2 separate regions of the Homo sapiens genome follow, and region 2 is linked to region 1. Evidence: chromatin loops called from intact Hi-C (ENCODE). Cell type or tissue: Calu3. All regions are shown on one strand. Links, peaks and the distances in the headings refer to the core of each region. The heading gives the core; the rest is flanking DNA. Region 1 has its middle 130 kb from the start of METTL4. Region 2 has its middle 230 kb from the start of METTL4.

Evidence for each region. Hi-C counts contacts between places; a loop is a spot of excess contacts. Peaks named below come from ENCODE experiments on the same cell type or tissue, not always from the same donor. Only the 100,000 strongest peaks of a DNase experiment are listed, where the experiment ranks them.
Region 2: it touches region 1 in a loop (2.6-fold over the local background); 1 of 110 quality-filtered maps calls a loop at or near these places.

Annotation. Positions count from the first base shown.
Region 1 is chr18:2,438,179-2,446,521 of GRCh38, forward strand. No RefSeq gene overlaps it. Among named protein-coding and RNA genes, the nearest start is that of METTL4, 130 kb to the right of the region's middle. In Calu3, for the core only: no CTCF peak of the experiment used is centred there; a DNase peak (open chromatin) is centred at 4,893.
Region 2 is chr18:2,334,011-2,342,353 of GRCh38, forward strand. No RefSeq gene overlaps it. Among named protein-coding and RNA genes, the nearest start is that of METTL4, 230 kb to the right of the region's middle. In Calu3, for the core only: a CTCF peak has its summit at 3,746; a DNase peak (open chromatin) is centred at 3,741.

The DNA of each region.
Region 1 (8,343 bases), core at 209-8,208:
TAACATGAAATATGCCCAATACCAGCCATTAAGTATGAAAAGAAAGCTGAAGAACAATATGTATTCATGAACTTTTTATGGAAAAGTGCTTCTACCCAAACTAGTTGTTGTTTATATGTGAAAGCCTGGGGAAAGGTTTGGAAGAATACATACCCAACTGTAAAAATGACTTTCTCACAGAGAATTGTGGCTACTGTGGGAAAAAGGAGCTTTGATACTTATTCTGGATACCTCTGTGGTGTTTGAAATTTTCAATAAGAATGATATTTCTTGCCAAATTACACACAAAGTAAAACTACAGGCCAGGCGTGGTGGCTCATGCCTGTAATCCCAGCACTTTGGGAGGCCGAGGTGGCCAGATCACCTCAGGTCAGGAGTTCGAGACCAGCCTGACCAACATGGAGAACCCCCATTTCTAGTAAAAATACCAAATTCGCCAGGCATGGTGGTGCATGCTTGTAATCCCAGCTCCTTGGGAGGCTGAGGCAGGAGAATCACTTGAACCAGGAGGCAGAGGTTGCAGTGAGCCGAGATCACACCATTGCACTCCAGCCTAGGCAACAAGAGTGAAACTTCATCTCAGAAAAAAAAAAAAAAAAACACAAAGTAAAACTACATAAATGTTTATATGCACAACTTCTCGTTTAGTGTTTTCAGCTAGAAAACATCAAGGCTAGATTACAGACCAGCTTTGGAGCAGTCTGGAATCAAGTTCCACCCTCATCCTGATTAAACATGTAACCTTAGATGAATTATCAAATCTGAATCTATGGACTTCAACGTCCTCATCAGTAAAATTCAGAGACTGAGTTCAGTGATATCATAAGCTCCTTCCTGCCTAAGTGTTTATGATTTTACTATGAAAAAGGAAGACTTTAAGTCAATAAAACATTTCTAGATTCTCTTTTCTTGGTAAGTTCTTTGTGTCTAATCAGAGATTCTAATTACTTACACACATACCTCAGGGATATTGCAGGTTTAGTTCCAGACCACTGCAATAAAGTGAGTCACACACTTTTTTTGGTTTATCAGTACATATAAAAATTATGTTTCCACTATACTGTAATCTACTAAGTGTGCAATACCATTAGGTCTAAAAAGTGTACATACCTTAATTTTAAAATACTTTATTGCTAAAAAATACTAATGATCATCTGAGCCTTAAGCAAGTTGTAGTCTTTGCCAGTGGAGGATCTTGTCTTGATGTTGATGGCTGCTAACTGATCATGTTGGTGGTTATTGAAGGTTGGGGTGGCTATGAATATTCCTTAAAATAAAACAACAGTGAAGTTTACGCATCGATTGACTCTTCCTTTCATGAAAGATTTCTCTGTAGCATGTGATGCTATTTGATGGCATTTTATCCCCAGCGGAACTTCTTTTGAAATTGGGGTCAATCCTCTCAACCCTGCTGCTGCTTTATCAAGTAAGTTGATGTAATATTCTAAATTCTTTTTTGTCATTTCAACAACATTCACAGCATCTTCACCAGTAGATTCCATCTCAAGAAACCAATTTCTTGGCTCATTCATGAGAAGCAACTTGTATTTGTTAAAGTTTGATGATGAAATTGCAGGAATTCAGTCGTATCTTCAGGCTCCACTTCTAATTCTAGTTCTCTTGCTATTTCCACCACATCTGCAGTGACTTCCTCTACTGAAGTATTGAACCCCTCAAGCCTCCCACGAGGGTTGGAATTGCTATTTTAACCTCCTCTCATGAATCACATAGTTGTCCTTTATAGCATTGAGAATGATGAGTCCTTTCCAGAAGGTTTTCAATGGACTTTGCCCAGATCTATCAGAGGACTCGCTCTCTATGGCAGCTACAGCCTTACAAAATGTATTTCTTAAATAATAAGACTTAAAAGTCAAAATATTTTTTCAATAGAGATCTGTTTCATTTACACTGAAAATCTGTGGTTTAGTGTGGCCAACTTCATCAAGGATCTTAGTTAGATCTGGATAACTTGCTGCAGCTTCTACATCAGCACTTGCTGCCTTATCTTGCACTTTTGTTATGAACAAACCTCTGCTAGTTTCCAACTTTTCTTCTGCATCTTGCTCACCTTTCTCAGCTTTCACAGAATTGAAAAGAGCTAGGGCCTTGCTCTGAATTAGACTTTGGATTAAGGAAATGTTATGGCTGGTTTGATCTATCGAGACCACACAAACGTTCTCCATGTCAGCAATAAAGCTGTTTTGTTTTCTTATCGTTGGTGTGTTCATTGGAGGAGTACATTTAATTTCCTTCAAGAACTTTTCCTTTGCATTCACATCTTGGCTGACTATTTGATGCAAGAGGCCTATCTTTCAGCCTATGTTGACTTTCAACATTTCTTCCTCACTAAGCTTAATTATTTCTCTGGCTTTTGATTTAAAGTGAGAGACACGTGACTCTTCCTTTCACTGAGAGACCATCATTGTAAGGTATTATTTGGTTTAATTTCTACACTGTTTGTCTTGGGGAACAGAGAGGCCTAAGGAAAGTGAAAGACATGGAGGAACAGCTGGTTGCTGGAGCAGTCAGAACACACACATTTATTGATTACATTTGCCATCTTATATGGATGCAGTTCATGGCACCCCAAAACAATTATAATAGTAACATCAAAAATCACTGACCACTTGGCGCATGCCTGTAACTCCAGCTACTCAGGGGGCTGAGGCAGGAGAATCACTTGAACCCAGGAGGCGGAGGTTGCAATGAGCTGAGATCACACCATTGCACTCCAGCCTGGGCAACAAGAGCAAAACTCCGTCTCAAAAAAAAAAAAAGAAAAAAGAAAAAAAACAATTCCTGCTGTGGGAAAAGAGCACTGACAGACTTGCTCAACGCAGGGTTGCCACAAACCTTCAATTTTTTTTTAAAAGTACTGCAAAATACAATAAAGTGAAGGGCAATAAAATGAGGGCTGCCTTTATGTAATTCAAGATATTCCAATTTCATATACACATGCATACCATGCACTTACACATACACATACATTCTTCAGGAGGAAGTCAAGACCAAGGTCATCTTCTGCAGCCCTCCACATGTTTGCCTGCAATATTTTAATGACATAAAGTCTTAGCTTTGTTGCCAGGTGTGAGGAAGTCATGATAAATTTTTACCTTTATTCACCCTTATTCTGTTTTGACCTCAACTGGTGTATTGCAATTCAATTATGGCACTAACCACCTGGAGTTAGCAGAGACCCCAAAGTTACAGGGCAGAGTCCACAACAAGACTGCCTTCACTTCATATCAGCTGGCTCCAGTTCTGGGTGATTTCCACAATCCCGCTAACTCACTAGAGTGGCTCACGAAACTTTAGAAGGCATTATATTTATGATCACAATTTTATTATAAAGGATATAACTTGGGAACACTTAAATAAAGACACACATAGAATAAAGTGTAGGGGGGTCTCAAGTACAGAGTTTCTCTGCCCTGTGTTCATGGAATCAGTGCCCATCACCCTCCCAGAACATCTGTGCATTCACCAGCCAGAAAGCACCACTGAGCTTCGGTTTCCAGAGTTTTTGCTGGAGTTACATTACATAGAGATGATTCATTAAATAATTGGCCACATGACTGAAGTTGATCTCCAGCCCTCTGTTCCTCCTCAGGGGTCAGGCTGACTCCACATCTCAACTCTTTAATCACATAGTTGTCCTTTCTGGTGAGCAGCTCCCCTCCTGAAGCTACCTAGGGGCCCACGGTGAACCACCTCATTTGCATAAACTCAGGGGTGACCCAAGAGGCTCAAGAATAACAAAGATGCTTCTACCACTTGAAAAGTTCCCATGGTGTTAGACGCTCCATGCCAGTAACCTAGGACAAAGATTAGACACATTTTTAAATTATACAACTCCAAACCTTCTGGGGATAGTATTTAAATTTGACAACCCCAGCATTTTTGTTATCAATACAGAACTACTAATGACATAGCATCCTTAATTACATATACCTAATTTAGTGACTTTCAGCTAACAGTTTACACAACAAATTTGTGGTTGCTTTATCTCTCTACGGTCCTGAGAGGAGGACAGCATCGTGGTTAAGTGCTGCAAGCTCTAGAGATAAAGTTATTGGGTTTAAATCCAGGGCGCTTTCATGTCTCAGTTGTTAAGCAAATTCTCTTTCTGTGCCTCTTTTCTCCCTCTGTAAAATGGGAAATGAAAATTATACCCATCTCCAATGTTAATTGTTAGGACTAAATGAGCTAATCTATGCCAAGTGTTGAGGACAGTGCATGGCACTTAGTGAATGTTCACTATTATTATTGTCATAATGAAACTTGTAAATACTGTTTATTAAATGTTTCACCTTGACACATACAGCTTTGTTTTTCCTTTGTATAAATTTAAGGGTTACAAGTGCAGTTTTGTTACATGAATATATTGTGTAGTGGTAAACTCTAGGCTTTTAGTGTAACCATCACCCAAATATCATGCATTAAACCCATTAAGTAATTTCTCATGCTTCACCCCCTCCCACCCTCCCACTGTCTGGGTTTCCATTGTCTATAATTCCACACTCTATAACCTTGGTTCCTAGAGCTTTCATACTATCCAAATTATCTTCAAAATTGAAAATCCTACCCCACAGTTGAATATATCATCGAGCTCCAAAAATAAAGGGGCTGGACTAAATAATCTGAATGTCAATTCTGATTCAGAAATGGTATAATTATATAGCTGGCCTCCCGTCATCTAAAAGAATTCTAGTTCTGTAGTCTAACCGGTGTGACTTCCTTATACATTCCTTAGAATCCTAAGATAGTGATTCAGAATTTCTCTGTCAGAATTATACTGAAAGTATGAGGAAAGGAGCTCTGCCAGTACATCCCAGGCAGGCTCTATTTCAGGTCAACAGGGCTAAGGTATCAGACAAAAGTTGAGGACATACCCAGATCTGCAGACTTCTATCAAGGTAGAAAAGATCCATTTTCTCTTTCTACAAAGAAAAGTCTACTTCATCTTCCCCCCGCCTGAGAGCAGCAAATGCAGTCTGCCCTCTGCCAAACCCATCCTTTGTTATTAAACAACATACCTCTGTGTTTGCCTTTTGCTTATCTTTTTTTTCTGTCTGCAATTGATTCACAGCACCTGATGTGACAGATCATCAGATTTTATTAAAACCATTTAGAATTTCTAGCATCCTGCCATCTCTTTGTGCCTGATCTTTTCTTATTATTTCACCTATAGGCTAAAATCCCACAAGTTATAGCTCAACAGGAGAAAATTAAATCAAACAATTTCTTCATTTCTTTTGATTAATATTTTGAAGATGAAAATAATGTTTTGCTATGGTATCTTTGGAAAGCTAATATTTGATTGTTAAGAACGATTCAAGCTTAACGCCGAAGAGGTATGGTTCTTAATTCACATCCAAATAGTCAATAAGTAATCATTTCCTTACTTTTTTTATGTATTAGCACATCTGCAATGATGTAGTCCATTCATAATGACTCAAAGAGATAATAGAGCAGAGAGTAATGACAATAAAGAAGTTTGGATAGAAAACTAAATGACAAAATAGCTTAATAAAACACATAAAAATAATAGAGAAAATGAGAAAAACCACTCTTAAGATTTAAGAATGAAATATTGTACTGGGAGAATGCTGTCTATATCATACATCTTGATTTTAGACACCTTCTCCATTAAGGTGTGAGCTTATTGGCTCATGTAGCTGAAACACTGACATTTTGGCTTCATAAAAGCAGAATTGCATGGATTTGTGGCTGGCCATCTTAATGACGTACCCAGAGGGTCAACTAACTAAATATACCTAAATACCCCAAAGTAAAGGAAGGACTTTTGTGCCACACAGAGTTTTAACCTTGTTCCTATCTCATTCAACATTTTATAATTTTTTATCTACATGAAGACAGATGAAGATATTTTTATTAGCTTCTCATAAAAAGCCAAATGATTTCTTGGTATGTTGATTGATGGGCTCAATATCAAAATTATGCTGATGGTATAGGGAAGTTTAAGCTTTCCCTCTGAAGTTTCCATTAATCAAGTCTGCTGAAATAAACTGACAATAAACAGATTAACAGGAGAAAAGGCGTACAAATTTATCAGTGTGCACAGGGGCCACAGAAAACATAATACTCAAAGAAGGGCAAGAAAGTTAAAGCTTAAATACACTCTTCATAGAGTAGAGTAGAGCAAGGGGTTAAGCAATTTTCGAGGAAGAGGAAATGGTTGTTAGGGGAAATAAATGGGCCCCTTCGAGACAAGTTCCTCTGAGTTCTGTGGGAGGTGGAGACATGCTATGGGAAGATGGTGAAGGCAGAGATGAACTGCAAACAAAGGTTGTCTTTTTATGCAGATAAAGCATCTCAAGTAATATCCCTGAAAAGAATCGTTGAAAGAATAGATGAAAAGTCTGTCAGTTTGGTGGCCTAGGTGTGAAGACTTTTAGTTTCCTCTCCTGCAAGATGATCAATTGTCTCTGGTGAATGTAGATTCCGGGGTGGGGGGTTAATACAATTGCATTCCTTCTGGATGAACTTCCCTCAGTCAGATAAGGGAACTTCAGAAAGAGCCCCTGCCTATGCTTCAGAAGGGAAAGGGGGAGGAGGAGAAGGTCAGAGAGAGATCTTGGCTCTGAGGCATATTTCTGAGGCCTTTCAGTCTTCTTTGTGGAAAGCACTCCACATGCCAAAGCACCACATTTTGGAGTATTGTTTTCTGAGCCCCAATAGTGGTTTCCAACAACGTCATAAAAAAAAATAAAAATTAGATAAGAATAAATGTAAAATTCTGCATTTAAATTGGATTTTTTAATTACACAAATATAACATGGGGAGGTATGCTTTGAGTACATTTGTTATGAAAATTACTTGCTAACTTTGATAAGGATAAAACCAATATGAGCCAAGAGTATAAACCAGCCTAAAGAGGATAATAAAAATTTAAGCTTCATTAGTCAAAAAAGTGGTCCAGATTAAGAATTTGAGAATGTTGTATGCTCATGGTGTTGAAGTTTTGGTTCTGTTTTGGATAATTATCACTAGATGATTAAAAGGACTGACTACCGAGAGTATTTGATTTACATTTCAAATACAGAACTAAGGTTCTTTATCATTTACTCTGCCACAGGCAGGTTTTTCCTTGCACTGCTTAGAAACCAAGGAGTTTATTTCTCTCCCACCTCAATTTATTCTGAAAAACCAAAAGAAGAAAATGAGGAGAGGGAAAGAAAGGGCATTGACTTTTCTTCTTGTTCTTAACATACTTAGCAATATTAAAGGTCAGAGATGTACCCAGAAATTGGAGGCAAAAACCATCTTTGAAACTTCTCCAACCCAGAATGGCTTTTTAGAGAATTTTATCTCCTACATTGGATAGAATGAGCTACCTGGGCTGTCTTCCCCTTATGCAGTGTGAAGGTGTGTAGGGGACCTACATTCCCCATTTGTCTTGGTACTCTGGGCCTCCTGCCTAAATAGTTGGTTTTTATAGACTATCACAGACAGTTTTTGTTTGGGGTATTGTATGTCAGACTATGCCACCCCAAAATATGCCACTGTGGCATAAGAATTATTTTGAGCTGAAGGCAATTGAGTGTCAACAAAGAGAGTCAAACTGTAAAAGATTTAAAAAGGTTTATTATGAACCCAATATGAGTGACTAAAGCCCAAGACCAAGTCTCAAGGGGTCCTGAGGGCATGTGCCCAAGGTGGTTGGGTTAGAGCTTGGTGTTTGTTTTTTTGTTTGTTTTTTGAGATGGAGTCTCACTCTGTCATCTAGGCTGGAGGGCAGTGGCACAATCTCAGCTCACTGCAACCTCTGCCTCCCAGGTTCAAATGATTCTCCTGCCTCAGCCTCCCGAGTAGCTGGGATTACAGGCACCTGCCACTGTGCCCAGCTAATTTTTTGTATTTTTTAATAGAGACGGGGTTTCACCATGTTGGCCAGGCTGGTCTCGAACTCCTGACCTCGTGATTTGCCCGCCTTGGCCTCCCAAAGTGCTGGGATTACAGGCATGAGCCACCACGCCCGGTCAGAGCTTGGTGTTTTAGGGAGATGTAAGCCATCAATCAATACCTGTGAGGTATACACTGGTTTGGTCCAGAAAGATGGGGCAACTTCCAGTGGGGGCTTCCAGGTCATAGGTAGAATCAAAGATTTTCTGATTGGTGATTGCATTGAAAGAATTAAGCTATTCTCTAAAGACTTGGGATCAACAGAAAGGAGTGTCTGAGCTGAAAAAAGGGGTTGTGGAGACCAAGGTTCTTATTATGTAGATGAAGTCTCATAGGTGGCCGCCCTTAGAGGCAATTGATGGCAAATGTTTTATATTCAGAACTTAAAAGGTGCTAGCCTCTTAGTTAATCTCTTCA
Region 2 (8,343 bases), core at 174-8,173, 100 kb before region 1:
AAAGAACCTCTGTGTTTATCCATGTAAATGTGTACCCATTCTTTTTATTTTGGATACTCTCAATAATGGCCACAACACCAAATTTGAACCTCAGGGGTAAATAAAGTATCCCAATTCTCTAGAATCCCCACCCTTCTCTACTCTTCATGGACCGACCTAATGGCCCAGAATATCTTGAGATTCATTTCTATAAACAGAATTCTCTTTTTCTATAGAGAATGTTATTAAATGGTTTGCCCATGGCCTTAGCTATTTAAAAATTATCTATGCTCAAAATATATTTCTCCTTGAGGCGAAGAAGACACCACCCCATCACAATCTAGCTAACTTTATTACACTGTCTTATAAAATGCATTGTCCAGAAGTTCTAAAATCCCTACTTCTCCTCACCTTATGAAGGAAAAACATATAGGGAATATTTCTGGGAAGAAGATTTGTTACTTTTAAATTACAAGTATTTCTGAGAACCAGTGCTGTAGGTTTAAAAACCACAAGTTCCCTGCAAAAATCCAAACAATTATCCTCAAAAATGTATCTGTTAGTACTGCATTACAAAAAAATCATCACTGTAAAATCTCTTATATCCCTCGCACAGTGCAAGGTGGGAGCTTGATAGGAATTAAACAATTTAAGACACTTTACAAATGAAGTCTTTATACGTGGTATTTGGTTCGAATGATCCTCAGAAATCTTTTTTTCAATATGTGACTGAAAGCATATGTTGTATTTAATTATATAAAATATAATTATGGTATTGTAGGTAGAGAAGACTGATTATAAGACAGTAAGATTTCATTTTTCTTTATACATATTGTTTAAACATATTTTTTAAAAAACAGTCTGGAGGTCCTACATACTAAACTGGTAATGGTTGTTATCTCTGAATAACAGGATTGCAGGATTTGTTTTCCTTTTTTTCTTTGTGCTTTTTGGTATTTTCTAAATGTTCTAAAATGAGCATGTATAAGAATAGACCATTATTTTTAAAGATATATGTGAAAAGTGTGCTTAACCCTTCTTATTTTTTTCTGCTTCTATCTGGTCTCTCGGAGTACTCACCTGCTAACTGCCACATTGCCAGTTCCCACTCAAACCATCCCCACTGCAAAGACTCCGTAGAGATGATGAACACCAACGCTAATTACCTGTGGATAAATTTTGAAAATTCAGATTATCCTAAAGACATCCACACATACAACATGAGCAGATTTTTTGCATTTTTCTGAGCTTATAGAATCCCTTCTGAGTCCGATAATCAAAGATATTCTCAAACATTTCACTTAAAAGTTGCAACTATAAGAAGTAAATATGTTTAAACTTCTAATGATTTGGGCTGAAAATACACATTGGTACATTGGTAAACAAAGAGCTAGATATAGTCATTAAAAACGAAAGAAACCAGTCTGGTGTGGTGTCCCACGCCTGTAATCCCAGCATTTTGGGAAGACCAAGAATGGCAGATCACCTGAGGTCAGGAGTTCGAGACCAGCCTGGCCAACATGGTGAAACCCCATCTCTACTAAAAATACAAAATTTAGCCAGGTGTGGTGGTGGGTGCCTGTAATCCCAACTACTTGGGATGCTAAGGCAGGATAATCCCTTGAACCCGGGAGGCGGATGTTGCAGTGGCTGAGATCGTGCCACTGCACTTCAGCCCAGGCAACAAAAGTGAAACTCTGTCTCAAAAAAAAAAAAAAAAAAAAGAAATAAACCAAAGACCTGGTTCATTACTACCAAACGAAGACCTTGTTTATTACTACTAAATTGTGCTCTGCATATATGCACATTAACTCAATGAGGGGAAATAAATGCAATTTCTGTACAAAGCCTCCCATGGTAGATCAAGAGTCACCAACTAAAAGATGCATAGAACTATTCCCATATTTAAACTTATATTTCCACTGTTTTATGAAAAAAAAGCCTGACTTGCAATATAGCTTTCTTTTATAAAATGTCTATTACTTATTTAGTTGAAATTTTCAAGTGCAAATATCACAATGGCCTTGGGTGTTATATTGGTGCAGGTAACCTCTTTTGCTTTATGTCTCTTTATGATCTTTTATGAATATTGATATTAACGGATCAAAACTGCAGGTTCATGAATTCAGAACTGTGAACTTCTGCTTTCTATTATCTGCCAGCCACCAGCTACCTTACTGGCTAGTCACTTTACCTCTAGAACTGCTCCTACCATTGTAAATGAGTAGGCTGCACTGGATTATGCTTACATTTTCTTCCAGCTCTAGATTTCTCAAAATCAAAGAAATATCTTCACTCTATCTTTAGTTCCTTCATTTTATAACTCTAAAGGGGAAAACGATCTTTCAGCTTTCTAAGTACATCTAAATGCATTACCTCACTTGCCCCCTCACCACACTCCTGCAAGGTAAAACATCTCTTCTGAAGTATCTCTCTGCAGGTGTAATAGACAGAACACAGAAGACTGGCCAGGTATTGGGCTATGTACCGTGCATTCAAGAACTAGTCAGCTGAAGTTCTTGGACTCATCTAGCTAGGCATTTGCAGTCTGGTAACAACCTTATGATTTCTACCTAAGTGGCACAAATATGTGTAGCTTAGCACAGCACAGCTCACCTTGTTTGACCTGCTCCTTTAAAATAACCTGGTCCAAATGCCTCCCTTTATAGATGAGAATCTAAAGGTCTCTCCCAAAAACACAGTTCAAAAGCATTGTCTCTTTCTATCTGAGTGTCTTTCTTCCTCAATCAACTGTGCCCTTCCAGAATGAATAATTTCCTCCAGGGGCCAGGGAAACAGAGGAAGTAAATTCCACTGAATCCCTCTGTAAATGGTGTGTAGTTTTTCTGGTTGTCAGGTCTTTCCTTTTAAAGGTCACTCTTCCTTGGTAAGAAATTTTCTGATGCAATTGTTGGAAGTAAACTGAGTTGTTTACAGAATGCAGAAGATATGTGATGTGCATGGATGCTTTTCTCTGTAGTCTTTTTCATTTTTTGATATCTTATATACATTGTAAAACTTAGAAATATGAAAAGTATGACAAATAAATAAAACTTATGAAAAATTATAAATAATACTTTTTAAGTCAACATTTTATCACATAAGATATGCTTGTCCTGTGGATAACTCTGCAGTTTCTTATCTTACAAAGGTCATACTCAATGTTTTTAACCTAAATACCAACACTCTTATCCTTGCTCTCATCTTTCTTGTATTCCTCACAGACAGTGAGGGAACTTCTTGCCCAGAAGGAACCTGAATAGAAGGTGACCAACCCAGTAGAATACACCACAGCTCAGGAGAAATGAGCAGATAACAATAATAACTAAAACTGTGGAGCATTTACTTAATGCCAGGAAACTGCTCTAAGTGTTTGATTGTATTAATTCATTTACCCTCCAAAAAACCTCAGAAGATGGGGAATGGGTCCTAAAAAGTACAGGACGCTGGACACAGTCAATGGAGACAGAGACAAGGGACAAGTTCTGGATGAGCTGGAAGGTGACAGTACACAGTGAAGGCAAGGAAGCAAGGCAGAAGAGAGGCGAATGTATTCCTTTTCCCCATGTGCTCACGTCCCCCATACGTACCCACCAAGGACACAGCTGAGTAACTGATACCTAGTACATGCCCAATAGTATGTGAGTTGAATGAAAAACAGTGCAAAGGACCCTTTATAACCCACTGGTCAAAGAAACTAAAGTTGGGTATGACTTTCAAGGTCACCTGGAACAGCCATCCATCCATCCACCACATGGAGGCACTAGCGAGCATCGACACTAGTCTAGTTGCTTTCGAAGTCCATATCCATTATTACCTAGTGAGGAAATTATTATTGTTTCTGTTTTACAGACAGGCACTAGCAAGCATCGACACTAGTCTAGTTGCTTTCGAAGTCCATATCCATTATTACCTAGTGAGGAAATTATTATTGTTTCTGTTTTACAGATGAGAGAACTGAGACTTGACAGGATTAAATAAATTAACCCTTGTAAGTTTACATACTTAATAGGTAGACCTATCTGGATTCAAAGCCAGATACTCTAACTGCAAGACCAACACCCTTTCCACTAAACCAAACTTTGAATTTACTATAGAGAGAGCAATATATGATCAAAGTACAGGAAAATGTATAGGGTTTATTGAAAATGGTCAGAATTTCATTATGTTTATCTTAAATTTAAGGAATTTCACATTGCAAAATATGAATGTAATGATACCGATTTGAGATAAAAAAGTGTAAACTCTACAGCTGAATGTTTTACATCATTCAACACTAATTATTTTAAATATCTGGATCTAATTTAGTTAACAATAAGAAATATGTTGTTACAGCATATAAACTATAATCATATTCTCTCTTTCCTCCTTCTGTCCCTTATCTTAAAGATTTACCCACTATAACAGAATATAATAGCAAATTATGTATAAGTAGAAATTCAATCTTGGCCAAAATTGTAGTCCCTAGAGTTTAGACACCCACAATGTGTAGTATATTTCCCTTTAATGTGCCATCATAATTTTAATTTGGGGGAAAAAATAGAATTTTTTCATAGAAATCTCCTCTAGTAAGGCAATATTAACTGTTCAAATTTTCTGAACGTTTAGCAAAGCTGGGAAAAGATTACACATATTGATTAACTCATTTATTAAAGATCAGCAAACAAAATTAAACGTAGTTCACACTTTTTCCATTGTCATATCTTTAGAGATTCTAAAGAAAGAACATGGTTTTCCTGGTGATTAACAAACTAGGTGTAGCTTTCGCCATAGACTGGAGGCTAAAGAGGATGTGGTCTAGAAGCTTTCCTAGAAATCAGGGGGCAAGCTTTTGCTATCATGGGCTCCATGTTACCACAGTATAATAGTTCTGACTCAAGGAAGCAACAGGAAGAGGCAGGTTTTCCTAGTGACCATCCCTGTAACATTCTTTTAGAAAAGATTTTAAGAGGCAAATATTTTAGACCTTGACCACACAATACAACAGAATTGACCTTTTTCAGAACGGTTCTTTATTTTTAGAGGAAGGTCATTTTAGGATTGGTTTAAACATAAGATATCTATTTGATTACAGTTGATTCAATTCCGCTATGAAAATGTCTGAAGTTTTGGATTGACTGTTCTTCGGGCTTATTTTTCTGTCTAGACATAACCTAAATGGCAGACGACAAGAGGCTCCGTAAATATCAGTTGTATCTGCAAACCGAAAGGCGGCCTTGGGCCACACATTTGTCATTTCCACCACACTTACACAAAGAGTATGTCAATCTCAGCCTTGCTCAGCCCTGCTCAGTATCAGGCCCTAAAGAGCTTCAGCTGGAAAAAAGTAGTTACATTCAATCTTTGTGTCAATTCTAACCAAATCTGTTGGATATTTAGCACCTCGCCTTCTCCAGGAGGTGAGGAGAGAAACTAGTCAAGTGTCTGCAACTTGAGCTCCTAAAACAGCTACAGTCAGGACTCCAATATCCTCAACACAGCTGGATATGCCCACACTAAAAAGTGGGCTGGAACTAGAATTCTGTTTGACTGGGGCCCCAGCAATCTGCTTCAACAGATCTTCTCTCTGTTCTGGAACTTTCAACTGCTGACTGGTGTCTTGCTTCATCCTGGACACATTACCTTTTTGTTTGTTTGTTTGTTTGTTTGTTTGTTTTGAGACGGAGTCTCGCTGTCTCCCAGGCTGGAGTGCAGTGGCGCCATCTTGGCTCACTGCAAGCTCCGCCCCCCGGGTTCCCGCCATTCTCCCGCCTCAGCCTCCCGAGGAGCTGGGACCACAGGCACCTGCCACCACGCCCGGCTAATTTGTGTGTGTGTGTGTGTTTAGTAGAGACGGGGTTTCACCGTTTTAGCCAGGATGGTCTCGATCTCCTGACCTCGTGATCCGCCCGCCTCAGCCTCCCAAAGTGCTGGGATTACAGGCGTGAGCCTCCGCGCCCGGCCCACACATTACCTTTTATCCAGAACTTTACTGCAACCAGCCCCTAAGTATTGTGTGGTCTCCTCCTGCTCTGATCCCCACCCGCTTTGTAAAGTAATGTGATCATTATATAATCAGAGTTATTATACAACTTATTGGACAAGATGACTTAATTGTTGTGTCAGTCCAAATGACCCGGCTAATCTGCATATTCTTTATTCATCATTAAAATGAACAGGAATTTCCCAGCTCTAATAGTATTCTATTGGGTTGACTCAAATAAAATCTGCACCAGCAAACCCACCCTCTGACCCATATATACCTTTCCGATATAGTCGGAAAGAACATTTGTTACATTTCTCATAGCAATAATAATATTGTGGATCATTCCTCTTCCTTTCATGGAACACTTGCCAATAATGTTTTCTTCTTCATTCGTCTCCTCTGACTCTTTTGCTGTTCAATAGCAGGCAGGGAAATTTAAAGTCTTCTCTACCCAGCAAGGATCGCTAAAATGAGAGCTAACTCAAGCATCTGACACTTCCTGCCATGTTCTCTCTAGCCCTCCTAACACCCAAGAAACTCACTCTATAAATTCAGCGGTCTTGACAGAGGGATGGAGTTCTACATGACATGTTCATTAAACTAAGTATTTATACGCCCATTATGTAAACATGATATATCATTCCCCAGCTCTGAGGCAGCTGCATGATATATATGGATATTCACTTAAAGCCTCAGCTTTATGAATTGTATTCCTTGGAGATACCAGCAGCTCCAACAACTAGGTACACAGTCAATAATTACTTTCATCTTCCTCCTTTTATTTACTCTTTAAGAGATTCATTAAGATGAAGAATGACTGCACTGCTTTGCTAAGCCTTTTTGATTACTTTCCTAATTCATTTATCATGAACTTTGGAACTATTAGTTTAGTTTTCACTACTTCTAGCCATCTAGAATCTTGTTTTATTTAAACAAGGTTCTGCATCCTCACTGGTTTTCTTCGGACAGGCCCTTTGGCTTATACACTATTTATTCGAAGTGACACATGGTAGAATTTTTCCTTTATAAAGATACACAAGAGTGTAATGCGCATGGTTACTGAGAGTTGCTATATGTGTTAAAATTGGTACTGGATCACTCACAAAACTTTTTAAATCTCTATTCAATGCTATAGTCTCAAATCCCTCCACGAAGCGGAGCGCTAAAGGGAGAAGGGTGGAGAGCACATACAACAAGCTAGGCCTAGTTCCAAATGCCATTGCACACAACAGGGCACTTAGTTTTCACAGCAACCCTGCAAAGTATGTAATACTACATCTACTTTACAGATAAAGAAGTTATGGCTCAAAAAGAACAGTCACTTACTCAATTTCATGCAGTAAGTACTGAGCTTAGAATAACTGCACTAAGTGGCTGGTGCCTGGTTCTGTTGACCTCTCCCCTCCCCTTTGATAATCCTAAGTACTCGAGAGTTCACCATATGCTAGATATACATGTAAGTCACTCGCATGAGATAAAGGCAAAGGTCCACATCACTTACACTTCTCTCTTCCTTTACCTTTTCTTCAGAGGATACCTACCAGGTACCTCTTACTCATGACAGACATGAATACAACTATATCAATGAAAACATTAAATGTGAATGGATTACAGAATCCAATCAAAAGGGAAAGATTGTTAGACTGCATAATAACATAATTCAACTATATGCTATCTACTAGAGACACACTTTAGACTTAAAGGTATTAATAAATTGAAAGCAAAAGGATAGAAATGGTTATATCATGCAAACTACGATCAAAAGAACACTGGAGTGCTATACCACTATCATACAAAATATGCCTTAAAACAAAAAAGCTAGAAATAAAAGGAACAATTTATAAACGTAAAAGAGACAAACAATCAGGTAGATATAACAATTATAACTATATGCACATAATAGCAGAATACCAAAATACACAAAACAAAGACTAACAGAAACGGAGAGAAAAATGAACAACAGTAATAGCTGCAGACTTTATTATCCCACTTTGAATAATGAATAGAACAACTAGACAGAAGAGTAACAATTAAATAGAAGGCTTGAATAACACTATAAACCAACTAGACCTAAAGGATATTTATAGAACCTTCCATCCAACCACAACAGAATAGATATTCTTCCCAAGTACACATAAAACATTCTTCGGGATAGAGCACATGTTCAGCCATAAAACCAACTGCAGTAAATTTAAAACAACAAAAATAATACAAAGTGTATTATATGACCACCATGGAATGAAATTAGAAATCAGTAACAGGAAAAATTTTGAGAAACTCACAAATATGTGAAAACGAAACAACACGTGCCTAAATAATCAATGGGTTGAAAAAGAAATAAAATGGAAAGTCAAAAATATTTTGAGATTAATTAAAATGAAGACACAACATATCAAAAT